Linked DNA regions of Homo sapiens: region 2 is linked to region 1. The links are chromatin loops, found by intact Hi-C in ENCODE. Cell type or tissue: gastrocnemius medialis. All regions are shown on one strand. Links, peaks and the distances in the headings refer to the core of each region. The heading gives the core; the rest is flanking DNA.

The links. Peaks named below come from ENCODE experiments on the same cell type or tissue, not always from the same donor. Only the 100,000 strongest peaks of a DNase experiment are listed, where the experiment ranks them.
Region 2: a loop joins it to region 1, with 4 times the contacts of the local background. A loop is called at or near these places in 3 of 110 quality-filtered maps.

Annotation. Positions count from the first base shown.
Region 1 is chr15:58,499,532-58,515,096 of GRCh38, reverse strand. The region is part of intron 1 of LIPC (lipase C, hepatic type); the gene reads right to left. Among named protein-coding and RNA genes, the nearest start is that of LIPC-AS1, 8.6 kb to the right of the region's middle. In gastrocnemius medialis, for the core only: no CTCF peak of the experiment used is centred there; DNase peaks (open chromatin) are centred at 8,135, 8,696 and 9,374; H3K27ac peaks cover 2,513 bases.
Region 2 is chr15:58,252,090-58,267,654 of GRCh38, reverse strand. No RefSeq gene overlaps it. Among named protein-coding and RNA genes, the nearest start is that of AQP9, 120 kb to the right of the region's middle. In gastrocnemius medialis, for the core only: no CTCF peak of the experiment used is centred there; DNase peaks (open chromatin) are centred at 6,554, 6,894, 8,624, 9,714 and 2 weaker places; H3K4me3 peaks cover 627 bases; H3K27ac peaks cover 6,174 bases.

The DNA.
Region 1 (15,565 bases), core at 5,051-13,050:
ACTGGAAGATGCTATGCTGCTGGCTTTAAAGATATAGGAAGGAGCCACAAGCCAAGGAACGTAGGTGGCCTCTAGAAGCTGAAAAAGGTGAGGAAACGGATTCTGTCCTCAGAGTCTCCAGAAGAAACACAGTTCTGTTGACACCTTAATTTTAGGACTTTTGACTCCAGAACTGTAAGATAGTGTCAATTTAACTAATTAAATTTGTAGTAATTTGTTAACAGAAGCAATAGGAAACCGATATGCAGCCTTATTTCTGCATTAACTTTTTTTGAGATGGAGTGTCACTCTGTCGTCCAGGCTGGAGTGCTGTGGCACCATCTTGGCTCACCACAACCTCTGCCTCCTGGGTTCAGGCTGTTCTCCTGCCTCAGCCTCCGAAGTAGCTGGGATTACAGGTGTGCACCACCATGCCTGGCTAATTTTTGTATTTTTACTGGAGATGGGGTTTTGCCATGTTTGCCAGGCTGGTCTCAAACTCCTGACCTCAGGTGATCCTCCCGCCTTGGCCTCCCAAAGTGTTGGGATTCCAGACGTGAGCCACTGCACCTGGCCTGCATTAACTTTTTATACTTACTAGGAAAGAGGTTTAACCTTTCTGAGTCTCTGGTCTACTTTCAATCAAATAGCATTAAAAATGTCTTCTATATGAGATAAGGGTATAATGAAATAGTGCATAATCCTATTTGAAATAATATAAAATACTCCTTATAATACCAAATACTACTACTACTTCTACTACTACTGGTACTACTGGTACTGCTAATGCTTTGCAAATGCCTTATAGACATTGTTTGACTTTAATCACTAAACAATCTTATGAAGTAGCGATTGCTATCCACCTTCCACAGATGCTCAGCCAAGACTTAGAAAGGGCGAGAAGCGTGCTCAGCCACACAGCTAGAAAGTGGAGGAGCTGGAATCCCCATTACAAACAGGTGTTCTGGCTCCTTTAGTTATGCTGGCGATGATAAACTTGATGCCAGTGGGGGCTTTTACGATGATGCTTATTACTGTACCACTCTGTTGTCATTCTCTTCTCATGCCTCTTTCCTGTAACAACATCTGATTGCTTCACTCATCATATTCCAGCCTGTCACCAGCTCGTCACGGAAATGATTGAAATGCTACTAATTCTGCATTATGGCCTTCTGGCTGGGTGAACTTGGCAAAGGCTGGGGAGATGTTTGTGTATCTAAGAGCAAATGGCCCCGAGGTTTGGAAACGGAAATGCTCCTCCCACCACACCCAAGAGAAATGTGCATGGTGAGGAGTCCTGGGGTTCTCAGCCCCTTGTGAGTGGAGCCAGGACATAGATGCCAGCTGCCGTGGGGTTTCTCCAGAATTCTCAGCTGCACAACTGTGAACTGAGGGAGTTGCTTTGAGGCAGTGTGGCATACAACACCTTATCCTTTTATTTGAGGGACGTGCTAAAAGTTTAAGTAGTCAGCTTTCCAATCCTCATCCTCCTTCTTTCATTTACCTGTTTCCTCTTCCTTTTTCCTCCCATCACCTTTGATTCTGAATATTTCCCTCTGCTGTTCTGAGGTCTGTTTTTAGGGGGCTGGCTTGGCTAACAGGAGTTAGGACAGAAAGGGCCGGCTCTGCATGAGCTCTGCTTTCTGCAGCCCAGAGCAACGGTTTGCTTTGAAGATTGTTGAGAATATTTGGATTAATAAGATTTGTTCTAATATTTCCCTTCATTTCTGATCATCAAAGTGCTTGGAAGGTTTGAGCTGGTGCAGAGTTTCTTCTAGTTTGTCCTTGGGAGCAAGTGTCTGGAACAGGGTTGATTTAAAAATGTTTTCTGACTGAAGCCTTGTTAATGGGGCAGGCTGCAAATTCACATCAAGGGAGTGTCATCTTTCAAAGCAGCTTCTTGGCAGAAGGGGATGTGGAATATTAGAGAAATCTGAATCTGTTAAGCTTCCATTAAATGAACCCTTGATTCCAGACTGTGCTGAGCGGAACCTAGGGACTGTGGGCCGTGAGTAATTGACTTCTTCAGTGGCAGGATGCCTGAGAAAGGTCGAGCGTCCTTTGGGATGAAACATCCACCAGTTTGAAGGAGGTTTTTGCTTTTCTGTATTCCTCTGTGTCTCCTTTTCTATGTACTTTTACTTTTTTTTTTTTTTCGTTGATGCTTTGTGTTTTGCCCAATATAATGGAGATGAAAGGCGGAGGTCTTGTGCCGGGGTCTGGAGGATGTGTGTGGAACGACCCTCGTTGTCATAGGTCATCATTTTATGGCTGTCAGCCTTCCTCACATTGACTGTAAGTACCTTGAGGACAGGGGCAGGATTTTACCTTCCATCCCCTTTCCCCGCCTCCTACCTCGTTCCAGTGCCACTGTTGCTCAACCCATATTTGGCAACTTATCCCAGGGCGCCTCTGTCTGCTGAAGCTCTGACCCTGTGACCAGGCCACTTTAAGATGGGTGGGACAGGTCTGAGACTCCATCTGCCTTCCTAAAAGACTGCTGGATCTGGAGATGTCACCCTGTGGGCTGTGATTCCCGTGGCTTTTCCAGGTAGTCTCGCAGACCCAGCCGGCCCAGGCCATCCTTCTCACCTTCTCATATTGCTCCTGGTTCAAAGGCCCCATCCCCATTTTTCACATCTATTCCTGACTGATTTGCGTGGACTTTCTGTCTTAAAAAGCAAAATAAAACATTGTAGAAAACTTAGAGAAAAACAGCCAGGTGCAGTGGCTCATGCCTGTAATCCCAACAACACTTTGGTAGGCCGAGGCAGGTGGATGACCTGACGTCAGGAGTTCGAGACCAGCCTGGCAAACATGGTAAAACCCCATCTCTACTAAAAATACAAAAATTAGTCAGGCTTGGTGGCTCATGCCTGTAGTCTCAGCTACTGGGGAGGCTGAGGCAGGAGAATCGCTTGAACCTGGGAGAAGGAGGTTGCAGTGAGCTGAGATCATGCCATTGCACTCCAGCCTGGGGCAACAGATTGAGACTCCGTCTCAAAAAAAAAAAAGAAAAAGAAAAAAAAGAAAACATAGAGAAAATCACCAAAATTACCTGTATTCCCATAATCAGAGATAACTATTGTATTATGGTTGTGATTTCCTTCTAGGTTTTAAAATGCTGTGTGTGTCTCCATGTGTATGTTTGAGTTTAATTGTGTGTATGTGTGTGTATATATATAATTTAGAATCCTGATTTTATAACTCAATGTTTTGTCTTGAACACTCCCCCACGACATCAATAATTGGCAAGAGAGAATCCTAACGTGTGGTTGTACCAGAATTATAATATTTGAACAACCCTCTACTGTTGTAACTTAAGTTACAACCACAGTTTTTTCCAAATGTAAACCACACTGTGATGCAATCTTATTCATAGACCTTTCTCTATATCCCAGATTAATTCTCTTTGAATGAATTCCTGGAAATGGGATTACTAGATTAAGTGACATCAACTTTTAAAAAGACTCTCAATACCTATTGCCAGTTGTCAGCGCCAATTTAGCTTTGCTCATGCAAACCAGCAGGGTGCCCTTGTCTTCTGGACATAGTGGGTTTTACCAGTCATATGTATAGCTCTCCCCTGAGAACTTGCCTGGGCCCTAACCCTTGGGATGTGGTATTTATCATTCATGTTCCTGCAGCATCTGATGCCATCCCTGGAGAGCCCCACGTATGGGTAAATGCAATGCAATGGTAAATGCAATGCAATGGTAAATGCAATGGAATGATTTATTGCCTGCATCTCCTTGCGTTAGGGCCTTGGGGTTAGTGAGGATTCAGTTACTCTGCTTTCACCACACTCCCTCCCCAGGCAGATCCCCGAGACAGAGAAGAATGGGGAAGAGGACTGAAGGATGCCTTTGAGTTGAATGAACAGCTGAGAAGTCTTAGCTGGAAACATGCCAGAATTACACAAGACCATGGATAATCATTTAATTCGTATTTTGTACCATTTCATGTAGCCGAGAAGAAAAACATAGGATGTAGAGTCAGGAGCCCTGGATTCTAGTTTTGGGTCTTCCAGGCATTAGCTGAGTTATGTTAGGGAAGTCTCTTAAGCTATTTGAGATCCAGTCTCTTCATCCGTAAATATACAAAATAATAAGGCCTTCCAGGTGCGGTTGTTGAGATGCTGAAATGAGACGTCATCACGTGACAGCACTTTGTATACTAAAGTATTTCTGGAAGGAAGTGCTGTTATCCTCACCAACTCCATGTGGAACAATGTGCATTACTTGGCAATGTGTCACTCTTGCTGAGAGGTCCTTTCAGGACGTGTTATGATCTTATGTTTTGCTTACTTGTTTATTATAGTATTTCATTGAATCCAGTATACACAAATAGCATGATATACCATTGTTTAACATACCACTAACAAGGAAAAAAGCAAGTTACAAGTTAAAACCTGATGTCTTAGTGATAGTCTTATGTGAATTGGTCACAGTGCCTCTTGTTGTTTGGAGATTTCTTTCCCCTACTTTAGGGTTTGGCAGTTTCTCCTACTCTTAGTTGCTTTGCTTAGAGCCTGATGGGCAATCCTCTTGCATGTGCACCAGTAAAGCACAGCTTCATATATTGTGATTACATTTCATAAAACACTTTTTGTTACTTTGTAAGAAAACATAGGATGATGGTTACTCTAATGATGAATATCAAATTTATGCCTCACCTCTGTCTCTGTGCCTTTTTATGTGCAAATAATGAGTTAGTCTTTTCAAAAACCTTCTGAATGGAAATTAAGCTCAAGCCATGCACTGCCACTCAAAAAGGCAAGCAAGTCAACTGAAGCGATGGCAGTTAAGAGCCCTTTTTATCAATGTCACAACCATGCCCTAGCCCACAGCATTGTAAGATATATTCCACATTCAAAGATATTAAATAGGAACAACAGTGGACCTTACAACTGAAGACATAAAGTATCTGTTTCCCATACCAGGGAGCTGTGTCCTTGTCTATTGTGTCTTCCACCCTATGCCCAGTACCTAGCACCATGTTGGCATTCAGAAGGTACTCAGCAAATACATGTTTAGTAATGGAGAAAACAATACAATTCTGCGCATGTACATTTTATTAACAGTGGAACTGGATAAAGTCTTATGGAATGAAATAGTATATAAATAGCTTCTTCTTTTTCTAAACTCTTTTTTTTTTTAATGATTCAATAGATCCAATGGTACAAAAACCCCTTTCTTATAAAATTTTTTAATTGGTGATACCAGTTATAACAACTAAAATTTTGACTGGTAAATATAATAATAGATATCCATTGACAGCATTCCTATCATATTATGTAATTTTGTATAACACTTGTCTGTTTCTAAATGCAGACATGATATCACTAGTAATAGGGACAGAAGTGATTCTTGGTCACCAAGCAGGGTAAATTTGGGAGTATAGGAAACAATTTCATCCATGTAAATGATGTGGCAAAACACTGCGTATACAGAGAGTCCTGGCTTACTGGGGAGTTGGTAAGCCATAGTATGGCTATTATATGTTAAAAAAAAGAATAAAGATTGTGTTTGGGAAATGAATTTTGCAGGGAAAAATAGAAAATTATATTTATTTACTGAACACCTATTAGGTTAGCACGTGGTCTTTTAATCTTCACAGCAATCCTTGGAGTAGATAGCTTTGCTTCATTTTGCAAATGGGGAACCTGAGACTCAGAGAGAGTAACCTGCCTGTGGCTAGTAGGTAGTTGCTCCAGTATTCCAATTTCAGTCTTCTTGATTCTACAGCAATTGCTTTTCCAACCATTCTATGCTGACTCAGAAAACCTGAGAGTTTCGGAATACCTAATAGGAGTTAATGAACATTTAGGAAGACTGGGGCCAGCCCTGGAGGTGGAGTGGAGAAAGTGGCTCATCATCTGAGGAGGAATCAAGCTGGTGACATTGATGGATTCTATTCTATCTAAACCATTCACAGTGGATTGATGTATTTCCCAGACAACACTGAGGAGAATGTGTGGATTTGGGTACAATAACAAGAGAGGATTCTGGTGATATGTTCCCACAATTGCCTGCATACATATCCTCTTCATTTTGCTTTATTTGGCTCAGTTTTGTTCCTTCATTCCTTTAGCAGTTCTTAAAAGAGCTACTGTATAAGGTTTGCTTTGATACAGGACAAATACATTGGGATGTTGTGAATGAGGGAGCTCTGCCTACAAGTAGTACTCAACAGAGAGGCTGGGTGAGAAGCCTAGGAGAGAAGAAAGGATGCACAGAAGAATACTAAAAAATTAAAAAAAAAAAGTAGCAGGAATGAAGGGTTGAAAAACCCACAGCCCTTTCACCAAGGTCAGGTTGGTTGGTTCTTCCTGCACAGTGCTGGAGAGGGCAGAAGGATGTGAATGCGGAGGAAAAGGTGTCCAAAAAAAAACTGGGACTAATGAGAACCTTGTTGGGGACTATGTCAGTCGTAAGGACTCTCCCTCAGCCCCCAGCATAGAGTTTGGGGATGAATACATTTTTGTTTCAGAGCAAAGTTGATACATCCAAATGTTCCCATATTAACTAATTTGTTCAGTTCAATACTAATAAAGGGATGGAGGGGGGTCGGCCTATAGGAGAGGAAAAGAACCAGCTAGGAAAGGCGTTTCGTATTTTATCAAAGTATGTGGGTTAATGATCTCCCTACCTCCAAAATGACCACAGCGAGTAAGACTCGCTGAATCCTGTGTTCAGGTCATTTGTCATGAGAGGAACTGGACTGGACTAATATTGCTTTGGGGATGATCGGCTTAATTTGACTATGGGGTGGCAGTTGTTGGGGCTCAGCAACTGTTACCCCAAAATATGGTGCTTTGACATGCTGAAATAAGAAGAGCCTCAGGGTCTCTCTGATCTTCACTCCCTACCCCCCACCCTTGGCCCTACCCCATCTCTCAATTCTTCATCTCTCCCAAAGCTCTGGATGAAGTTGTTCTCTTCATCCCTTATCTGCCTAAAGTCTGGAAATACCAAGGAAGAAAGCAATTACCTCTAGTCTCCTCCCTGAGTTTTCATCAACTGAACCCATATCACAGGAAGAAAGACTGAAGTCTGTCAACACACCTGGACAGTATTTTGTCACAAACCATCGTCTTCTGTTTTGGTGCTCATTCAGTATTTCAAAGAGAATCATTTACCAGCCCTTGTCTGCTCTGAAGTCCCAACAGACTTCGTCCATGGCCATTGTAAGTTCCCCAAGTCCACTCGTCTCCCCCTAAAAATCATTTACCATCCCTCAAATTGCCACATTTCCCCCATCTCCCCTTCCCCTATGAAGAAGGGTTAATGGGTAATTGTTCTCTATGGATCCTCCAGTGCTAGACATGTTAAAATAAATTCGTATGCCTTTTCTTCTACTAATCTGTCTTCTGTGAGTTTTCAGTGAGCTTTCAGAGGGCAAAGGGGAAGCTTTCCCTTAGCCTCTACACAGTGCCTGGTGGAGTATGGAAAAAGGTCGCTAGCCAGCTACCCTTTCTGTATTCCAGAATTGTACAAGCTGAAATTTGTCCTAGAGGCCACTCTCACCTTATTATAAGAGGGACCACTTTAGTGAGCTCTTTTCGTTTTCCAAAGTAAGGCAAGTACTGATTTGTGTGTGGCCGGGGGAATCCTTGATTCAAAGAAATAATTCAATCGTAGATATGTCGCAAGACCTTATGCAGATGACTGATCACATTCCAAGAACAGGAATTTTCTTATTTGCATGTTTAATAATGAGCTAAATCAAGTCAGTTTGACCTTCCTTTCTTCTTTGCTTCCTTCCTTCCTTCCTTCCCTCCTCCTCTCCCTCCATTTTTTTCTTCCTTCCTTCTTTCCTTCTTTTTTTAGAGAAAGCAAAAAGAAAAGTATATTTCTCTTTTGCTTAGAAATACTCTCAAGAGGATAGGGAAAGTTTAGCTATTGTGAAAACCAATTTTATTTCCCTGTTCTCCTGGTTTCCCCACTCCTATGATTTGCCTGTGTCCCCACCTAAATCTCATATTGAATTGTAGTTCCCATAATCCCCACATGTCCTGGGAGGGACCAGGTGAAGATCATTGAATCATGGGAGTGGTTTCCCCCAGCTTGTTCTTGTGACAGTGAGTTCTCACGAGATCTGATGGTTTTATAAGGAGCTTCCCCTACCCCTTCGCTGGGCATTTCTCCTTGTTGCCACCATTTGCGGAAGGATGTGTTTGCTTCCTCCTCTGCAATGATTGTAAGTTTCCTGAGGCCTCCCAAGCCATGCTGAACTGTGAGTCAGTTAAGCTTGTTTCCTCTATAAATTTCCTAGTCTCGGGTATTTCTCAAATATGTCTTTATTAGCAGTGTGAGAATGGACTAACACACCCCCACACCTGTAGCATCTTCCCCCACGTCAGGGTGGGGGGCAGAGGGAGCCAGCAGGGCTTAGGAGTTGGGAACACAGCCAGCTTTGAATAGAGCATAATTTGAGCCTGTGTCTTCAGGGAGAATACTGGTGCTTTGTTAGGGGAGCCTCTCAGCAGTCTGTATCATGTAGAGAAAGAAAATCTTGTCGCCTACCTGGATATCTCAGAAGCTAGGGCTCTGGGTTTGGAATTGTGAGTGGAGTTAACAGGGGAGGGATAGGGAATAGGCAGAGTGGTTTGGGCCACCTTTGCTGTGCCTTCTCATCAGCACCTGCTTTGCCCTGGTCAAAGGCCTCTCTCCTGATCTGGACTGTCTTGGAACAGTGGTCATGTGCCTTCTGTGGGAGGGTGCCCTTTCAGTCGTGGCAGGAGAACTGAGCCCGTTCAATGTGCCCATGCCAAAGAAGACTGGGTGTGGCTGGCTTCTATTTCTGTTCTCCTGCATAGCTGTGGCTTCAGAGATCTATGGAAGGAGCAAAACAACACCCTTGCCCCAAGGGTGTCATAGAAGTCTCCTTTCTGCACAGCCTCTCCCCTCCTGGGCTAAGGAGAGCCCCGTTGTGAAGCACGGTACTGGGAAAGGAGCCCCACAGGTGTGTGTTTGAGACAAGAACAGGAAGAGGTACTACAGGCACCCAAACACAGCCTAGGTGGGGCACACACCACAGAGACAGAGTGGGGAGGGGCGGCTGCCATCCACTCTATGGAAGTTCCTCCAAGTTGGTGAGTAAGGATGAGACCCAAGCAGTGGAATTCCTCTATCCAAAGCCCAGGAGCTCTGGCACAAGGAGGCAACAGCCGCCTCTTGTGAGGAGGGAGCTCGCGGGTACTGGCTGTATGGTACTGGCTCCCTAGGGCTGACCAGCAACCTGCAGCCACGTCAGTGCAGTCCCCTAATGAAAGCAGGATACTCAACTCATGATAGAGGTGATGGTTTTTGGCCTTGGAATGTTGGCTCGGGTGGGAACTGGCTTTAGAGATAGTTGTTTAGCAACTTGAGCTTGTTCCAAGGAGGGTGACTAAGAGTGAGGGGACTGGAAACTGTGTCATTTGAGGATGTGTTGAAGGGAGACTTAGTCCAAAGAAGGGAAGGGCTGGTTGACGTTGGGTGAAACGTGAAGGAAACAGATCTTGGTACAATAAAGAGAGGAGCTGCCAATGGCATTAGATGAGTATCATCTGAACAGTCTATCTTCATACTCATGAAATGTTTGTCCCACTTCATAGACATCCCTACCAAGCTGGCAGACCATTCACCACCACCACCAATACCAACAGCAGCTGTTGAGCACACTTTGTGTTGAGCCCTGTTGTCAACATTTTTTTGTATATTAAATCATTTGATCCTCACAACAACCCTATAAAGTACATGAATCTTTTATTATCCCACTTTTTAAAGATGAGGAAACTGAGACACGGGGATTATCCCACTTGCCTGAGGCCGCATGGCTGGTGAGTAGGGGGGCTGGGACCATATGTAGCAGAGGCTGGAGTTGGCATGTGGCCTCCGTCTGCTCCTGCCAGCCCTGCTGTAGCCCAGCACCCTGATGGCCGGCTGTAGAGTGGTAGCCTTTCCCCTTAGGTCCTGGCCTATTCGTGGACTGTTGGCCTCTCCCAGTGCTGTCACATCAAGTTTCAGATGCCCCAGAAAACTGGGGACCTGTGCTGTCTAGCATAAGGGAATTTCCATTCTCTTTGCCTTGGTGGTTCCTCCAGCTTCTGCATGACTGTGGTTTTTGTAGCTTGGTTTGACTGAAAATAACTGGCCTCATGAGTTCTATTCTTTATCTGGCTGTTATTGGCATCCCCAGTGCTACATAACCAGGAGATTACTGCTTTGCTACCAGAAGCATGGCAGGCCATGTAAAACAGGGTACAGCATGCGCAGCTCTCCTCGAGATAGGATAATGGGGCCATTTGGAGTTACACACTGGGTCGTGCTTAGAGATCTGCTACTCTCCACGTGTGCTGCTGTCTGGTGAAGAGAACACTAGTATTTGAGGATGGCCTTTTACTTGTCTTGTTTCTGACAATAATGGTAGAAATTTCCTTTCTTCTGATACATTTGAGATTACTGGGAGGAGAAAAAGAAGAAATCCAAATTTGTTCTTAACCAAAAAGCTACAAAATGAGTTGTTGGAAGTGGGAGAAGGCCAGGTCGATGCTGGGCCTCAGGCTGAATGTAGCAGTGTAGTTCTCAAGCCACCCTCTGCTTTGTTTTGGCCTGTTGAGTGCTGTTCCTGGCCATCTGGAAGACCCCTTATTCATACAGAGAGGGGGGTGTTGACGTCCAGAAACAGAACTGGCCAAAATGGGAATTTCTTTGTGATTCGGCTTAAAGAGTCACTTGCTTGAGACTCAAAAAGCATCTTTTCTGAATGGTCCACAGGTGGCCATAATGTATAATAAAGATAAATTCAGAATGAGCAGGTGTCATCACTTCTGCCCTGGGCTGCCTGACAACAGCCTGTTTATTTTCCTCTGCTCTGAGAGGTTACAACCCCAGATGGGGTTGGAATGACCCCACCATCAAGAGGACTTTTATGCTGGTGGGCCTAGAATCTTGAGGGGGTTTGGAGGGAGCTTGTTCACTCCAGCCAGGGTGCCCTGTGGCCCTGCACTCTGGCTGGTCTGTTGGATGAGACTTGAAACTGGTGTATGGATTTCTGTGGTATACAGGGCTTTCTGAGAATTTTTGTTTTCTCCACTTGGAAAATGATGTCCTGTCATATCTTGAAATGGGTCATGGACTTGCTAGTGTCATTGGCTTTCTTCTGAAAAATGTCCATCTGAGGAAACGGGACTGGTGCAGTGTGTGTGTTTGGGTGGGGGTGTGGGTGTGTGGGTGTGTATGTACATATAAAAAGTCCACCCTGGTGTGGGCCCTGTGCCTGGAAACTCAGAGGCTGCTGGAGACCTGCCTGGCATGCCTACTCCTTGGTTTCTGCCACTGCTGTGTCCAGGTGACTTGCCCTCAGACACTTGCTCTGTGCCCTGTCTCTGGCAGGTGCAGGGCCTACTTAGGCTCACAGAGACAGCACTCACATCCCCTCTGCCTTTGGGGCCACCCCGGGCTGGGTGGTGCGGCCCAGTGGAACCCTGCCCTTCACATTCCCTGGAGTGAGTTGGTGAATTGGAAGGTTGATGTGCTGGTGCTGAGACACTCACAGGGTGCTGCCTGTTTGAATGTGTCCAGTAGGGTGCTGATATGCGCCAGTATCAGATGCGAGGTGCTGCCCCATGCAGACCAAGTCCTCATCTCCCAGAGTCCTGCCAATGATTCCTTGGTACCACCAGGGTCCCTGTTATCCAGAGGCTGGCGCTGCCCCTAAAGCCTTTCACAAATCACCTCTCCCTGACTCTTAGTGTCCTACCTTGGACTCTGCCCCCTCCACTCCTTCTCCAGCCTCTGAATGCACAACAGGCAAATCCAGTGACAGATCCTGAACAGGGTTTAAGGAACCCACCAAGTTCTCTTACACCAGGAAGACAAATAAAATCTTGGTTCTACCACTTAAGAGGCTGTGTGACTCTGGGAAAGTTAACTTTTCTGCACCTCAGTTTCCCCCTTTTTGACATGGGATTAGCAACACTGTCTGAATTGTGAGGGTTAAGAGATTGTCCATAATAATCATTTATTGTCCATAGCTCAGTTATTATGGAGATAAAATGAGTTAATATTTATAAAGCACCTATACATATTATAAATAATATGTGTATACTATTGTCAATGATGCATGGCACATCTGATAGAAGTGTTTGCACCTGGGCTTTTTTTTTTTTTTTTAAACAATGTTTCAGCACCTCAAATACCTGTTGAATGATTAGGAAAGCTCTACAGGCTGAGAGTTGCTTGGGGGTGCTGATAACCATGTCCTCTTCATCCTTGTGCCTCCCTAAAGCCTGTTGGGCTGTCTGGCACATGGGAGTGCCCTAAAAATTGCTCTTTGACTGTGTAAGTGAAGGACTGAGTATGCCTTTCTCATTTTGTACATTCTCTTCAGCATTGGAAGCCTTAGTTTTAGAGAACTTATTTCTAATTTGGGAACATATTCCCCCAGTTCTCACACATTAAGGAGATAATTAGAGCTCAAAAGGGTGGAGCCTTAACCCAATAGGAATAATGTTCTTGGAGGTGACTTGGAGTTAACCACTTTGACATTTGTGACCTCAAAGCAAGAGTTAAGGCAGGCTAAATGATACGTTTTCATAAAAACAAACAAAAAAAAAAAAAGAGAAAATTACATGGAATTCAATGCAAAATTTGCAAACCAACCCAACGGTAGGAGCTAAGTAGGGATGCGACACCACCTTTTCCTTGTTTTGAAGGAATACTACCTAGCACCTGCGTGTGCCAGGTAAAACTCGGGATGGCAGCTAAGTCACAATCCTGCTGTCCAGGTGCATCCAATCTGGTGGGGAGGGTGGGTTCTGTAGCAGCACAGGAATGGAAATGTTTCCAGAGCAGAGCCAAAGTGCTGAGCAGCTTGTGTGGAAGGAAAGAAAGGGCTGATGAATTGGTGAGGGGGCATCTGGGGAACGGCAGAGAAGGAAAGAAAATGAGAAGATGTCATGGTGTGCCTGCTTCTTCCTGCCCCACTCTGGGAACTGTAGTGTCACTAACTCCGTGCAAGGCTCTCTCTCCCTGGCATTGCCCTCTGGTCACTAAATCACCTTCAGGTCCAGCCTCAAGCATCTTTGGCTGCAGCCTCACCCTCGGCCCACGCATCTCAAGCATCCCATTAAATTCTAGCCTCCCCAGGAGAGTGGGTGAGCTGGAATTTCACTCCCACTCCCTAACATCAAGAGACATAACAGATGTCTGGTTTTTCTTTGCATCCTCAAGTTTTCCTACCTCCTTCAGGGTGCAGAACATTCCTGAAGGGTGGAGAGGCAGAGGCTCCAAGATAGCATCAGTGTCTGTCCTCAGGCCACAGTGTCAGAGCTGGATGAACTGGGTTAGGGTAAGAAAGAAATTTGGGTTTGCTTGTTCTAAAAAAAATCTTGGTAGGGTAATTTTCTTGTAAGAAAATTGGCTTCTGTAGAGATTTAAAAATGGTATTGTAAAAACTGGTAAATATATTCACGGCAAGTTAATGTACTCTTCCTTGTGATTAGGCCCAATCAGATGTCATATTCCAGTTCATTCAGCGCTGATGGAAGTTCTTATAAAAACTAAAGCTAATTAAGTTTCCCTTTTCTCCCTCCCCACCCCATCATCAACTATGATTTCTTTGTTCACTGACGCAGATGTTAAAAATACATGGAAAATGTTTCTAAATTCTTTGTCATTTTAGGAGAAGATCTGTCATCAACAAAAAAATACTGGTGGGTAGAGCTGGAAAACAAAAAGGAATAAACAAAAAAACTTCAGGCATTAAAAAAAAAAAAAAAAAGTATGAGAGGCCTCTAGGTAATGATCACATTGGGAGTAGGTGGAGACATGTGAATATACATAGGCTGAGCCACCTTAAATCCCTCCCAGAAAGAGTCTAGGTATATAGGCGAGGGGGCCTGTTAGGAAATCACTGCAATGTTCTGGGAGGAGATGACAAATCCCTGTGAGGCGTGCGGTTGTAGAGACGCAGAGGAAAGGGTGCACAGGAGGCATTTTAAGGTGGAGTCAGCAGGACCCAGAGGCTGATCAAATGAGGGAGTGAAAGGAGAACAGAAGGGTCTGGGAAGCAGATTTGCTAAGGTTTCTCAGTGATGCCCATGAGGAAAGATGGGAGAAATATGGATTGGCTGCGAGAATGGTAAGGTTGTGTCACTAATGGGAGCAATGCACCCCAAAAGTATCAATGAATGGCCTGGTGTGTCTTCCAAGGGGGTAGGGGTTCCTGTGTTTTGACGTGGCTTTGTCTTAGTCAAGAGTTTTGTCATTGATTTGGATAATATAGAGGATGAGTTCACCACATTTCAGATGTCAAGAAGCTAGAAGAGATATCAAATCTAAAAGTGTCAAAAAGGATGAGAAGGGGGGTGGTGGGGGGAGAGGGGGGTGGTGGGGGGAGAAGAGAGAGGGAGAGACTAAATCTGAAAAGACAAAATTTAACAGGGCTACACGTGGATCCCAAATCTATCTGCTCAAGGTCAGGGAGTGGTAGCTTAGTAGCAGCACATATGAAAACAGTCAGGGACTTATTGATTATAATTTTCAACAGGAGTAAATATTGTACAGCATCTTCTCCCAGCCCTCAAGTGACTGTAGACTGCGCTGTCTGAAGCATGTGTTTCAGAAAAGGAAGGTGACAGCCTCATTCAGTTTTGTGCTGGTTAAATGGCAATGGATTATTGCTTTTGCTTGTGGACACAAGAGCAACATGGAGACATGGAAGCACGTTCAGACGAGAGCAAGCGTGACAGTGAAGAGGCTAGAGTCACCTGATTCCAACATCGTCATCACCACCATCTGTTGGGCGCTTACATCTCACAAAATCATCTCACAGCCTATGCAGCAGTCATTTCCATTCCCACCTTACCTACGAGGAAACTGAGCCTCAGGGGATGACATCACTGTAACACTACTGCTTCTGGCTCCACGGTTTTCATGAGGGAAGACATACCCAAACCCATGCTCTTTCCACCCCTCCTTACTGTGTCCTAAACCTCACCATCTGAGGGACTGTTGAGGGATGTGGGGATCCTTACGTTTCAGTTGGAATCAGACTCTGCCCCGTGCCCTGTCTCTGAGGTCCAATTTACTTTGTCCTGTCTCTGCTATACCTTACTCTCCTTACTCCAGCTGGACACAAGTTCTGGATCTCTTGTACCAAATCAGACCTCCCCAACTCATGTCTTCTACCGAAACAGACCTCCCTGATTCGTGATCCTGACATCCACTGGCATTGTGAGGGGCTACTGCCTAGGACACCGTGACCACATCCTATTTATCACTTTACCTCCTCCCCAGGACACAGTTTTCCTAGACCACTTCTGTTATCCAACCTCACTTAGACCAGGGCTATACAGTTATGACAATCCAACTTGTTTAGCAAGAAGACAGATTTAGCATTTCGGGTGGCTCCTGGGCTGGACAGGCAGAGCTGGGGCCTGGATAAGAAATGGATCCCCCCAGGAGAGACACAGGGACCAGTTCCTAGGTGCTCAGAGAAACCGGAGCGGAAGAGTTGATCCACTGGGATCAACTTATAGGGTTCGGTGGCTGACTGGACATAGTTTCTAAGGAAGAAATGGGAATCTGGTTTAGAG
Region 2 (15,565 bases), core at 3,333-11,332, 250 kb after region 1:
TGGTAAAGAGCTTTTCCCACTGGAGGACTCAAGAGAGTTGGTAAAATGCAGTAGGAGGAGTTTCCATTAGGCATAAAAATACTTCCTCAGGTATAGAAGATGAAGTACTTCTATACCTGAGGGAGGGGGTGGCAAGGGAAACTGAAGTAAGGAAGCAAAGGCACACGTGGCAGTTGGGAAGCCCATGGGCACTGATGAAGGTAGGCAGTTCTTTTCTTTGCTACCCAGTGTTGAATTCTCCCCCTACTTGGGAGGAAAGAGAGTCTGTCATTGTGTGTTGCAAGGCAGAGCTGCCACCTCCTTTAAAGAAGCTCTTGGCAGAGGATGTCAGAAAGAATGGGCTGAGGCCCTAGGCTCAGCCAACTGGAGGTCCACACCCAGAACCCTCCACCTCACTGGAATAATCCACAGAAGATATGCCATCAGCTGAAAAATTCCTTACTGATGACTGCAACAAGGTGAGGCTCTTGCTAGCAGCAATGATACCAGAGGTGGTATCTCCAACAGAGGCCCCTTGCCGGTGGCCAGGCTTCCTCTCTCTCATCCTGCCCCCTACAAGACTGCATGTCCTGGCTTTCCCAGTCAGTTCTGTTGCTTGCAACCAGCAACCCTACAGATCCAGTGGTGAAGGGTGTTTTTTTTACCCCAGAATTTTGCAGAGTACTACTTGTTAAAGAAAGTCAGTTCTAATTAGAGCAACCCTCACTCAAGATTAGATAGGGGGTGAGAAGAGGTCGGAGAAGCTATTCAGTATAAGATTATATTTATATAGGAGGAGAGCGGGGGTGAGAACAAAGACAGGCAGATGCAAAGATGACATGAAACAAATTAAAATGTCTTATGCGATCAGTTAGAATACCTCAGTAAAATTGACACAAGATTTTTGTGACTTTTTTCTTTTAAATTTATTTTAACAATTCTTTTGAAGAGAGCTACTGATTAAATATTAATTCTGTTCTTAGTTGAGTGTTCTGATTATGTAGAAATAGTTTCCTATGGACTAGAAAAGTTGAGCATACTTTTCATGGTTCTTTGCATCTCATAAGCTTTCCTAAGTGGAAGAAGCCTGATTTTATTATCAATTAGAATCTTGAGTTCCAAATAATCGTTGTGGTTAAAGCACTGGACTGGAGTCAGGAGTTTTTAGCTGTGAAAACTCAGTTTCACTCCATTCTAGTATGGAATCTGGAAAAAATGATCTCAAAAGCTTCCCACAGCCCCAAAATTTTGATTCTACCTTAAACTATTAGGAACTTATTAGGGCATTTTAAACTTGCAGAAAAGTTTAGAAAATTGAGTAATAGACATAAATGTATCTATTATTTAGCTTTAATGTAACAGTTTGCAGTATTTGCTTCTGATTTTTCTTTTAGTTTTTAAAAAATTTCCATTCAATCAAAATTGGCTTTTTTTGGTGTACAGTCCTATGAATTAAAACATTTTTTATTGTGGTAAAATGTACATGAAAGTTTCCCAAGTTAACCATTTTTAAGTGTCCAATTCATGCTAAGTGCATACACATTGTCGTACAACCACTACCACTATACATTTCTAGAATCTTTTCATCTTCTCAAACTGAAACTCCATATCCATTATGTAATGAGTCCCTTCCCTCAGTCCCTGGCAACCATCCATTCTACTTTTCTTTGTGAAATTTAGTCCTGTGAATTTTTTTTTTTTTTTTTGAGACGGAGTCTTGCACTGTTACCCAGGCTGGAGTGCAGTGGCGCTATCTCAGCTCACTGTAAGCTCCACCTCCCGGGTTCACGCCATTCTCCTGCCTCAGCCTCCCAAGTAGCTGGGACTACAGGCGCCCACCACCACGCCCGGCTAATTTTTTGTATTTTTAGCAGAGACGGGGTTTCATCATGTTAGCCAGGATGGTCTCGATCTCCTGACCTCGTGATCCGCCTGCCTCGGCCTCCCAAAGTGCTGGGATTACAGGCGTGAGCCTTTGAGCATGGCCAGTCCTGTGAATTTTAATGCACGTGTAGATTTGCGTTACCATCACCACAGCTGGGATACAGAAGAACCCCACCACCCTGGTGGACTATCCCTTTGTAGTCCCATCTTCCTCCTGACAACCACTAATCTATTCTTCATCACTATAATTTTGTCTTTTCATAAATGTCATAAATGGAGTAATAAATTATGTGACCTTTTACTACCAGTTTCTTACACACAGCACGATGCCTTCAGATCCACCCAAGTTGTGCAGTGCGGGTACCCACGGTTTGTTCCCATTTATTCTTCCCTGTGCACCTCTCTTCAACCCCACTCCTCTTCCTCCCTTGCCAAAGGGAACCCCTGCCCCGAAGTCAGTGTGTTAGAATCTCATGAATATTTTAATAGTTTTAGCTGCAAAACAATATATGGTTTTTGGTTCCTAGTGTTTAAAATGTAAATAAATGGCATCATAACATACAAACCATGCTGTAAAATGTTTCTATAACTCAGCATTATGTTTTTGAGGGATATCCACTTTGGTGCCATGTTAATGCTGGGTTACAAATCTTCATCACTCTATAACATTCTGTTATATGAGTACATCATGTATTCATCCGTTTGCCTGTGGAGGAACATGTTTTTTCCCTGTCTGTCTCTCTGTCCCATTACCTCACTCTGAATAGCAGTATTTGGCTCCCTCCTAAACCCCACTCCCTTCCCCAGGGCCTCCAGTCCCTAAGCAGGCCTTGCTGATGTTCAGAAGTACCCACAATGGGGGCAAATCCCAAATCTCATCTTCAAGCTGGCTGCTTGCTTGGCTGAGTACCTGGGCAGAGCCTTTGTCTGGATCCGTTGACCCCTAAGCCCAAGGTGTTAATTAACATCAATCCTGGATGTATGTTGCAATCTCCAAAGGAGTCCTTTAAACAGGAAAGAGGGAGAGGGGGAGAGAGTAGGAGGGGAAGAGAGAGGAGTAAAGGGAGAAGAGGGAGAGAGATTAGGAGGGGAAGAGAGAGGAGTAAAGGGAGAAGAGGGAGAAGGAGGGAAGGGACTGGGAAACGGGGAGGGAAAGGAGAGAGAGAGGGAGAAAGAATTAAAGAAATTAAGTCAGAATTTCTGGGCAGTGGTATTTTTCTAAAAACTTATCAAGTTAAAGATGCAGCCAGGGTAACAAACCCTTGATTAAAACAAAACAATGTTCCAGGCAGCATTTTCTAGCTTTCCAGAAGGTTTGGGAGCCCCAAACCCTGACTTTCCACTCCCTCCATCCCTACCCCTTTTAGCCCTTACAGCCTTGTGGGAGCCACCATCTGAGCTTTCAGAACCAGGCACCAAAGCCCTGGCCTCAGTCCAGCTCCTGGTGGGCTTTCTTGTCATTTGTAGTACACAGGGATGTTTATCTGGTTTCTGAGTCTCACTACAGTGTATAAGTCTTCTCCATTTGTTCTTTATCTGATATGTCTATATGTTGGAGCAAAGATGTTATCTGAGGGCATGAACTTACAGAAATGTTTCCTGTCTCACTTTTGAATGCATACTTTATTCGCTGAAGGACTGCTATTGTACCTTCAAAGGAACTTACGATGCCACCTTATAAAATACCTTCTTTTTGTATTTTGCCTTTTTTAAATGAAAAGGTATTGCTTTTTCTCATTTTAGAAATAATTCATGCTTGCAGTAAAAAGTTCAAACGCTATGGAAATGTATGACTTAGAAAATGAAAGAAAGTGTTCCGTAATCATGCCCCCGCAGATGATTACCACAAATAATTTTGAGCCTATTTTTCCATATGTTTACCATACACATACTAACTTTACAAAAATAAAAATGAAATTACATTGGAGAACTGTAGGGCCAATTGATTTCTGCAGTTAGTGTATCATGGAAAGTTTTCAGTACTTACATAACTTATTTCATTATTTTTAATGGACACATGGTGTTCCTTTGTCTGGTTGTACTGAGGTGCATTTACTGAGGGCCATTTGGGATGTTTTGGTTTTGGCATCATAGATGATGCTGAAATAAACTTTTCTTATGTACATCTCTGTGTATTTATGTAAGGTCAAAAACTGCTTTATCTCTTGGAACAGAAGTGAATGCATTTGCAGGGGAAAGGATAGAGCGGAGGGAGGCTGGTGCCCTTCTCAGCAGTCAGAAGGCAGTAGATGCTTGGGGCTACTTTAGATACTTGGCCCTAGGAGAATATATCTCCTGAGTCTCAAAACTCTCAATGCCGTGCATACCATGACAGATTCCCTTCACTCCACCCTGTCCTGAACCTTTTGGATTGCAGTACACCAGTCTCCAGAAGGTTAACTTGGAAAGGTTAGGGAAGTGTAGGTTTTTGTTTGTTTGTTTGTTTTATCCCTAGATTGCTTATAAAGTGTAGTATTTTTCAAATTGCAGAGCTGTGACCCATTCATGGATTATGAAATAAAATTAGAGGGTTACAAACAAGCAATTAAAAAATAGGGGACAGAGCGAGACTCTGTCTCAAACAAAACAAAACAAAACAAAAAAGAATAGTACAGAAAATAAGAGTGCATGACATGAAGTAAGTGTAAGTACTGTTTACTCAAAATTTTATTTCAGGTGTGTGTGTATACGTGTATCTGTGTGTGTGTCTTAAGTCAGTTTCCCTAGAAGCAGAGCTCAACAAAACAGATCTGGGTGTGTGTGATCTGGAAAAGTGAGGGGGACCAGCTGGGGCAGGAGAAGGAGCTGAACGAGAGTGTGTGCTCCCAGCGTGATTTCTGGGGCTCTGATGCTTGAGTTGTTCCACAGACCTGGTGCTGCCTTAGGGAAGGGGCCAGACTGTGAACTCCCAGGTCCACCATCAGCTGTGGGCTGTGGGCTGATCTGAAGAGGAGGGGTGCGTAACCTGGAAAGTCAGCTCCTATTCTGCAAGGACAGTTCTCCAGAGGATGAGGCCTCTGTGATCTTCACCCACTGGGGATGGGTGCCCCAGCCTGAATGAGGTTGCCAGTGGTGTCCATTACTGGACGTGACAGACAATGTATTCCTTCTTAGTGTGGGTCATGGCAAAAAAATATTGGAGAAACAGTGGATCTGAAGAACTTAGTCTATCAACCTGTGGTAAAGAAAATGAGGCCTTATCACCATCTTTTCCTGATTTCATTAGACAAAGTCAAGTTCCATATATAATTGGAATTTTGTCCCCATCAGAGAAAAAGAGTCACCATAATTCCTGAATGAATCCCGAGTGGGAAAGAAATGCAGAAGAGGTTCTTAATAAGTTAAGCTTAAGCCTTAAGGCCCAGGAGATATCTCAGGAGGCTTAGCGCCTCTCCTGGCTTGGAGCAAACCACCCTGGAGGTGAGGTAGGTGGGATCTTAGGGGACCTTGAACCCCACAAGAAGCATGACACGTGTTCAGGGAGCATGAATTTTACTCAGCTAAATATTTTAAAACTTGGTGGTTTTTTTTACGACCATGAATATAAGATGCAACAGAATGTGAAATTCACATGAACTTTTTAAGATGAAGAATAAAATTACAAAGAGATTTCAGATTATAGGTTGCCATTTTGGACTATTCTCCTAGGCTTTCAGAGGTTCTTATTCATTTGCTTCTGCAGTTAGGCAGTCAAGGAGAAAATTAAGAAAAGCAGTAGTTAGAGTCATTATTTTTCTCCTTTTAGGAGAGTCCAGTTAACTTGGTAAGCTGGGCTCTGAATCCTCCAGGCTCTGAACAGATGACATTCATCCAATAGACAGTCTTGATAACCAATCCTAAAATATCAGAACCATCTGGTCAGTCAAGAGATGGTTATTAAGCACCAGTGAGGTGCTAGCACTGGGGTTAAAATGATGAAGAAGACAGACCATCCTGCTCTGATGGGCCGTTCTGGTCAGGGGAGACAGGCAAAACCAAATAAATAATGTGGTAGTCGTTAGAACTGCGCACCAAACCTTTGGGCTTTCTGGGTTGAGTTAACTCATGCCATCTTTGCTGGCATGAGTTAGGAGGACACATCACTGAGGCCCTCCGGGATGGACCCTTGACCAGTTCTGGCCAATGAGTGGTGAGTGGAAGTGTGGTGCCCTTCTGGGCTGAGCAGTTTGTGCAATGCTCTCTAAAGCTTTCTTTTCCCTCTGGCACCACGACCAGGGCAGTGCTCCATACAGTCGCTGCCCATCAGCCTGGTCCCTGAGCCGAGCCTCCTAGCCAGCCCACAAAGCACGTGTGGTGTGAAAAAGCTAGAAACTTTTACTGTTTAAGCTCCTGAGATTTGAGGGTTGTTTATGATTGCACTTTAATGTACACCACCTTGCCTGATATAAACCAACAAATAAAAATAAGTTCTGATAACTGCTATGAATAAAATGAACAGGTTGCTAATAGCACATGACAGAGGGTGGCCTACAGGGTCAGGAAATGCTTCTGTGAAGACATGAAATGTAAGTTGGGACCTAATCCATCCAGGTCATGGGCATTTCCATCATTGTTGTGCTCTATTACTGAGAGGAGTGAAGTAGCCCTTGAGTCATAGAACCAGGACAGGCAGGAAATAGGAGACATAAACTTGCTCAAGGGTACGCAGCTAATTGCTGGCAAAGCTGGTGCTCTAACAGCAGCATCTGGGCTTGGGTCCAGGCCCTTGTCTCTTGGGCTGCCCCAAAGGCAAGTGAGGTGTCTAGGGTGCAACACTGAAAGAGACACGCTGTCTGTGCCTACCCTGCTTTTGCATGACCTGAGAGTTGGTGCCTCACTATATGTTGCACCCTGGAGACTCATTCTTAAACAGGCACTCATCCTCAGGGTCACACAAGGGTGAGGAGGATACTGAAAGGGTGCCTCCTTAAATATTGTACCCTAAGCATCCTGCTGGCATCACCCCAGTCCCAGCTCTGTCCACACCATTGTTGTTAGTGACAATAACAAACAGGCACACAACATTCAGGTGACTGTGGCTGTGTCCTTGGCATTCTGGGTGTGTCTGCTGATCTGATCTGAAAATAGCACTACCCTTATTGAGATCCTGTGACAGACACAGCACAGCACTTCAAGACAGCAAAGTGCAGTTTTTGATCTGCCAAAAATTGGCTTTCCAAAGCCATTGGTGGGCAACCAAGTAAGGAGACGAGGGAGTGAGTTTCAGGAGTTTTAGGAAGATGGGGACTGGCCTGTGCCCATCTTTCCCCTTGGCAGGGTAAAAGCCATTCATCTACTCTGAAAAGGGTGCTTTCAGTTGCAGGGAAGGAATTTAATGAAATGCATTCCCAAAAGGTGTCGATGACTAACAGCACCCTCTTTCCTGGAAGCCGGTTTGGTAAACAATAGGAGAGGCCAGCAGATGGTCTTTATGGAGCAGCTCCTGTATGCGGACACTGGGCTGGTGCTTCATAAACGTTGAATCTCATTTATGTCCTCTGGCACGATGAGGTTGGTGGTTAGTTTTATTATCACCACTGTATTAGTCCATTTTCATGCTGCTGATAAAGACATACCTGAGACTAGGAAGAAAAAGAGGTTTAACTGGACTTACAGTTCCACGTAGCTGGGGAGGCCTCAGAATCATGGTGGGAGGCGAAAGGTGCCTCTCTCACGGTGGTGGCAAGAGAAAAATGAAGAGGAAGCAAAAGCGGAAATCCCTGATAAACGCATCAGATCTCGTGAGACTTACTCACTATTACGAGAATAGCATGGGAAAGACCGGCCCCCGTAATTCAATTACCTCCCCCTAGGTCCCTCTCACAACATGTGGGAATTCTGGGAGATACAATTCAAGTTAAGATTTGAATGGGGACACAGCCAAAACATACTACCCACTTTACAGAGGAAGAACCTATCTCTCTGGGTCTAAATAACTCACCATTTAAACAATTGTGTCTAACTCTTACCCACTTGAGGACAGTGGGCACAGAAAGGGTGAAAACACCTGACTGGTGGCCAGAAGTGCTAACCTGGAGGAGAGGAAAGAGAGCAGAAGAGAAACAAAGCCGCTTACATTACAAGGTTGTCAACCCAGGGTGACTTTACCCTGACTGGGGTAAAATTTACCAACTCTACCACCTCCTGGACCATTGTTGGTAGGAATTTTCTGCCAAGCTTGGTGAATAAGTGGGTGTGTTTTCAACAAAAAACCAATGTTTGTATAAATTTTCCGAGGCATGGGAAGTCTCCATTTTGTCACAATCTTATTTCATTCCTTTTTACCAAGGTAGAATTTATAAATCATGGAACTCACCCGTTGTAAATGGATGATTTGTAAATTTATAAATTTACAAATTTATAAATTTATACAGCTGTATATTTGTAAATTTATACAGCTGTACAGCTGTCACCACTGCTTTGCTCCAAAAATTCCCCATGATGCCTCACACTCCCTTTCCTACCTGCCCCTCCCCTACCCCTCCCCACCCCCACTTCAGCCAATTTCTGCTTTCTGTATCTATAATTTTGCAGTTGGTAGACATTTCTTATAATGGAATCACATATGTAGCCTTTTATGTTTGGTTCCCTCACACAGCGTAATGTTTCTGAGTTTCGACTATGTTGTTGCTGAGTTCCATTCTGTGGATACACCACGTGCTATGGTTTGAATGTTTGTTGTCTCCTTTGAAATTCATGTTGAAACTTGATCCCCCACGCAACAGTATTAAGAAATTGAGCCTTCAGGAGGTGATTAAGCCATAAGGGCAGAGCCGTCATGGTTGGGATTAGTACCTTATGAAAGGGCTGGAGGGAACTAGGTAGGGATCTTTTGTTTTTTTGTTCCTTCCGCCATGTGAAGACACAGCATTACTGCCATCCAGAAGTCACAATGACAAGGTGCCAGCTTAGAAGTAGAGATTGAGCCCTCATCAGACACCAAATACCATCATCTTGGTCTTGGACTTCCAGACTCCAGAACTGTGAGAAATAAATTTCTGTTGTTTATACATTACTCAGTGTCAGGTGTTTTGTTATAGAAGCACAAATGGACTAAAACACCACACTTTTAAATCCCTTCACTAGTTGATGGACATTTGGATTACTTCCAGAGTTGAACTATTATGCCTAATGCTGCTGTGAACATTCATGTACAAATCATGTACAAATACAAACATGTTTTTATTTCTCTTGGGTACATACCTAGGAATGGAATTGTGGGTTGTGTGGTGGGTGTATATTTAACTTTGTAAGAAAGTGTCAAACTTTTTCCAAAGACACTGCAACTGTTTCACATTCCCACAGTGCGTATGAACGTTCCAGTTTTTCCACATCCTTGTAAACACTTGGTACCATCGGACTTCTTGGTTATAGACATTTAGTGGATGGTATCTCACTGTGGTTTTAATTTGCACTTCCCTAGAGTCTACTGGTGTTGAACATCTTTTCACATTTTTATTAGCCATTCATACATCTTTGGTAAAATATTTATTCAAATCTTGACTCATTATTAAATTTTAAGATTCTTTTTTGTTTGTTTGTTTCTGAGACGGAGTCTTGCTCTTTCTTCCAGGCTGGAGTGCAGTGACATGATTTTGACTCACTGCAACCTCTGCCTCTCAGGTTCAAGCGATTCTTGTGCCTCAGATTCCCAAGTAGCTAGGATTACAGGTGTGTACTATCATGCCCGGCTAATTTTGTATTTTTGATGTTTCAGCCAGATGCTTCTTGTCAGCGCAGGTCCACTGTGTCTGCTCCTTGACTCAGTGGAAGCAGTTGCCCAGCACTAGCCTTCATACACTTGGAAGCAGCTGAGCCCATATCATCCCCGTTTCTAAATAGCTTTGGCTCCTTTTGCGCCTGGAGGCTGTCTCTGCCCCTTTCAGTGCTTGCACTGCTTCCTGACACTAATGTCCTGTACATGGCAGGTGCCACTTGGTGTTTCAACATTATATCTTTGAAAGCAGGGGACGGCTGGGAACATATCATTGGATGGATTTCCCAGAGGATGCTGGAGGGAAAACTATTGCTGATTTCCATTCCAATTTGTCAAGCAATACAGCTGGAATCGTTAGGCCTTTTGTGTCCCAGGAGTCTCTTGGGGATCAGGCCAGGGCAGAGAGGATCTGTGAGAAAAGGATAGGCAGGAAAACCCAAAAAAATCATACTTGTCACTCACTTATACACACACAGAGTTGAAGCTTTATCCTCTCATTGTACTTTTGGCTCAACTGTAATATCTGTTCTTTTTTGCCAGGTCCTGAAAAGGTTGCATCAGCCCTTTAGCCATTACCTGCCTCTTGATGAAGCGTCAGAGCAGGTGTGCATACACCTGCCAGCACAGAAAAACCTTAACGTAAAGTTGAATACAAAAAGAAAGAGTCAAAGTAAGCTCTATATCCTAATATGAATAACTGGAATAAAAACACAATGTGTTTTACATAACAGCACTGTGTATTTTACAGGTGAATGTACTTGTACTCAGGTCATAGATCAACCACAGAACAGGTGACTTGTGGAAGGTAGGAAATTGGACTGGGGGCTCTGTGTTAGTTTTCTGTGGCTGCTGTAACCAAATTACTACCAACTGGATTGCTTCAAATGACACATTGATTTTTTCACTGTTTTGAAGGCCAGAAGTTTGAAATCTGTTTCACTGGGCAGCAGTCAAGTGTTGGCAGGGCCAGCTCCCTCTGGAGGTCCTAGGATAGAATCCATTCCTTGATTCTTCCAGCTTCTGGAGGCTGCCAGCATTCCTTGTCTTGTGGGCCACATCACTCCAGCCTTCAAGGACAGCATCTTAAAATCTCTTTCTGCTCTGTCTTCACATTGCCTTCTCTATGTGTGTCAGATATCTCTCTGCCTCCAAAATCTCGCTGAACATGTTAAGAATCACCCGGATATAAAATTCTAGGTTGGCAACCATCTTCCCTTAGAATTTTGAAGGCATGACTCTGTGTTCTAGCTATAAGTGTTTCTGTTGAGAAACCCAATGACATTCTGATTTTGAATCTTTTGTATAAACATTCTGCCCCCCACCCTCGGAAGTGTATAAAATCTCTCTATCCTTTTTGCCCTAAGCTTTCAGATGATATGCCTTTCAGATGATATGCCTTTTTTCACCCATTTTGCTGATACTTGATGGGTACACTCGATTCATGCCCTTCCCTTCTAGGAAATTCTCTAGAAATTCCTATTTAATGATGCTCTCTCTCCCTCTTTTTTTATGTTTCTCTCTCTTGGACTTGTAGACTAATTGTTTAGATTTCATATTTTTCTCCTATTTTTTTATCACTTTGTCTTTTTACTTTATTATTTCTTCAGCTTTATTTTCCAATCCTTCTATTGGGTTTATAATTTCTGGTATCATATTTTTAACTTAAATTTTTTTGTTGTTGTTCTTTGACATTCCTTTGATAGAGCATCCTGCTCCTGTTTCACAAATGCAGTACGTTATCTCCCTGAGGCTACTCTGACAACTTTAGTTGTTCAAGTTTTCTTCTCTCTGCATAGTCTCTTTCCTCTAAGTTGTTTTTCAATAATTTTTGGGGGGCCTGTCTCAGAGGGAGAGTTTCCTCAAATGTGTGATGGTTCTTGTCCCACTTTCAGAGTGGGACATTGAAAAGCTCGTCAGATTTAAGTCTCCAGATTAGATGTTTCTGATCCTCTTCCTGGAGAAAATAAACTTCCACTCTGGGTCTGGGAGATGAGGAGAGGAAGAGAGCTGGAATCTGACATTCACAGTGTCAATGTCCATTGAATCCTATGTTTCAGTTCTATCCCCCGTCTTCAGCAATGCCTGGTGTTCTTCCTGTAGAGATTGTAGGTTACACCCTTTATCGGCAAAAACCACTGGTCTTTTGCTGGAGAGCAGCAATCGTCTGGCTGGTCAATGAGGGATATAGAATCTGGGGCTGTAACTGCTCTTTGAAAAGACTTAAACAATGCCGTTTATAGCCTCCTGTTTGCCCCAACCTCTAGATCTATCTGGTGCCACTAATTTCTGAAACTTTTGGGGGTTTTGCAGAACAGATTGGGCTGCTACTTGTCTTCACACTGATGGCTTAGGATTTAGCTTGTCTCAGGACAGCTAGGTGAGGTACCACCTGACCATTTGCCTTCTCACGTCAACACACCTGCTGCTCTTTTCTCCTCTCCTCTGTCCTTTGTCCTTGTGAGTTCATGCCTCCTTCTGCCCACCCTTGAGCATCTTTTCAGTGGAGTTTAAGTAGGAGAGGCCGCTGTATTCATTCAGAGTGCATGTGTATTTGTTTTCTGTTGCCGTCATAACAAATTTCCACAAATTTGGTGCCTTAATACAAATTTATTATTTTACAGTTCTGAAGTAGAAGTCCAACATGGGTCACACTGGGCTAAAACCAAGATGTTGGCAGGGCTGTGCTCCTTTCTGCATGAGACTATTTCCTTCCCTTTCCCAAATTCTTGAAGCTGCCTGCATGCCTTGGCTTGTGGCCCCTTTCTGGATCTTCAGAGCCAGAGACAAGTCCTTCTCACGTGGCATCACTCTGACCTCTTCTGCCTCTTTTAAGGATGACTGTGATTACATGGGGCCTGCCTAAATATTCCAGCGTAAGCTTCCTATCTGGAAGTCAGCTGATTAGCAATCCTCTTTGCAACCTTAATACCCTTTTGCTATGTTAGGAAACATGTTCACAGGGTCCAGGGATTAGGACATGGACATCTTTGGCAGATCACTATTCTGCCTAAGACAGCATCATGAACTAGAACTGAGAAATTTGAAATTCAGTTATCAAAATTACCAGGATGAGTTTATTTTCCTCCATCTTCTATCGAGACTTAAAAGGATTCTAGGTTCCAAAGAAACTTGAATCCTTGATACAATCCACACTTTGTAAATTGTGTATTTAGGCTTCTACAGATAAATGGAAAATGAATAGTACTTGCTTTGAAGTCATTTCATTCCTAAGTAGTGGGACATATTTTGTTTGAAGAACTCAAAGTAATTGTAGTGGGTTGAATAGTGTCATTCTCCAGAAAGTAAGTTCAACTCCTGACCCCTGATACCTGTGAATGTGACCTTTTTTGGAAATAGGGTTTTTGTAGTTATGATTAAGTTAAGGATCTCAAATGAGATCATCCTGGATTTAGGGTGGGTCTTAAATCCAATGACTGGTGTCCTTGTAAAAGAAAGGAGAAGATTTAAGACACATAGAACAGAGAGAAAGGCCATGTGAAGACTGAGGCAGAGACAATTCATGCAGCCCCAAGCCAAGGAATGTCACAGATTACCGGCGGCCACCCAAAGCTAAGACACAGGAGATGTTCTCCCTCAGAGCCTCCAGAAGGAACTGCCCCTGCTAACACCCTCATTTCGAACATCTAGCTTTCAACAATTGTGGGGAATAAATTTCTGCTTTTTTTTTTTTTTTGGCTGCCCAGTGGTAATTTGCTGCAGTAGCCCTAGGAAACAAATGCGGCAATCTTTTAGCCAACTTCTCCTCCATGTGATAAATACGCAGGTCCTATTGACTTCATTTTGCTCAGAGAGGCTGTTTGTTCACTGTTACAGCTGCCCATGTGACATTTAGAATATCTAGAGGCCATGTCCGTAGAAGCGAAATAAAATGGAAATTTGAGATCATCCGTTGGTTTCTACAGGAAAGAAAATCTAACATTTATTGATCTGGCTCTGTGTTAAATGTTTATGGTCATTATTTTATGTAATTCTCATAATGTCTTTATGAGGAAGGTACTATGATAATCTCTCTTTCATAGCCTTGGAAATTGCAACAGAGAGAGGTTAAACAACAGAGCAAAGATTCTAACAAAGCTCTTTCAAAACCCTGTGTTTATGCCTGAAGATCCCAACTGCAAGTCGAAACTGATCAAATCTAAATAATTTTTCAAATTTCCCCTTTCCATTGTCTATGTAGTAAAAGCCAGAAAGTTCAAGGGTTTCTGTGGACAATTATTTAAAAAATGATGAGTTGAATAAATCCAGACTATTTCTTCATATTCATATTATACCCAAAGGCTTTCTCCTGGGAGAAGCTGCTGAAGAATCAAGTCATTAAAAACTATGTCAGAAGCTGCTGCATGGATCTCACTGATACTCATTTGATTACAAAAATATTGTCTTTCCCCGCAGCTATGCTTTTGTCAGGGGTATGGGAAGATAACTAAACTGGCAGGCCAAAGGCTCAGAGAATTCATTACCAAGATAAATAGAAAAAAAGGAACTTCAAGAGCCTCTTAGGAGATTTACAGGGATTGCCAGGGCAATTATTCTTCTTGGTGTCTCCAGCACATCCTGCTTCTGTTCAGAAAAATGAGGACAATTTGATAAGCCCACTGTTTAGGGGGCTATCTGGTGGGTCGTTTTCATGGATAACATCTTGAGCTTCTTTCGTTCTACTTTTTTTTAACAGGCTGGTTTTAAACAAAGTTAAAGCCGAAGTCAATGGGTAGCTATATCCCAGATTCCAGGGTCACTGCTGTGTTACCAGTCTGGGTAGAAAATAAGCTCTTGTCTCTTTATCTCTCGCCATTGAGATAGTATCATTTTTTTTCACTCCTAGAACCCCACATTCTGGTGATAACTCTCAGGGCTTACTCAGCCCAAGCCAGTAATCTTTGTTATAATCTGTTTGTGAAGAGAAAACAACACATTTGGATCCTTCCATCTTGTCCTTTTTTATCACCTGCTGTTCTTGTCAAAACCCAGGCCGACGGGTTGCTCTTGAGGTGGCCTTGACTTACTTGGTCACTGGAGGGCAGGGAGCTCAGAGCTGATGGCGAGGCCACTTCCCCCTCTATGTTGATGTCACCATCCCAGCTAGGGTGCAAGTATGTGTGGAGGAGACAATGCTGATGGAGCAGGGTGGATAAAGCACAGGAGTACTGGTGTGCCCTTGCCCAGGCCAGTCTCCAGAGGCCTGTGGCTCCTTCCCTCCAGTCTCTGTAGCGTCACCCCAACTCCTCCATCCCCTGGAAATTCTTTCTCTTCCCTCATCAAGGACTGCCCCTGGGCTGGGCTTCTGGGCTGACACCAGTACTCCTCCCAGGGTATTGGCTGGTTAGACCAATCCACAAGGGATAGGACCTGTGCTGTCGGCAGGACATTGGGAGAAGATAAAATTGGATGGGCAGGGTGCAGTCAGATGGTGACAGACCTGGGATGCTTGGCCAAGGCGTCTGGGAAGGTTTAGAGCTGGATGTGAATCACCTGCCCTGCAATCCCAGCTCTATTTCCAGCCACTGCAGCCTGTGTCTCAAAGGTCTGGTTTTCTTGGCGAGCATCCCTGGGTAACCAGGCAAATGTGCCCACCCCTTCCAACTCGTCATGTAGTGCCTTTCTTGGGGGTCTCTTCCCCCCTAGTCACTTGCTCTCTTTATTTCAAATTCTGTGAGTGAGCTGGAGAATTGGGATTGATGGACTCCTTAATTAACGTTTGGGACTCTCTCCCCACCTACTGCAACTGCTGACTAGAAATCCTCACCTCTCTTCTGTTCTTCTTGCATCCACAGCTCCACTGAGGCTGTGTGTGAGGTAAAGCTGGTGTTTGGAAGGAATACTGCTTCATGGAGTCAAGCTTGTCCAACGTGAGGCACATGGGCCGCACGCACCCCGACACAAATCCAGAAACTTTCTTAAAACATTTTGAGATTATTTTTGTGATTTTTTTTTTTAGCTCATCAGCTATTGTTTGTATTAGTGTATTTTATGTGTGGCCCAAGACAA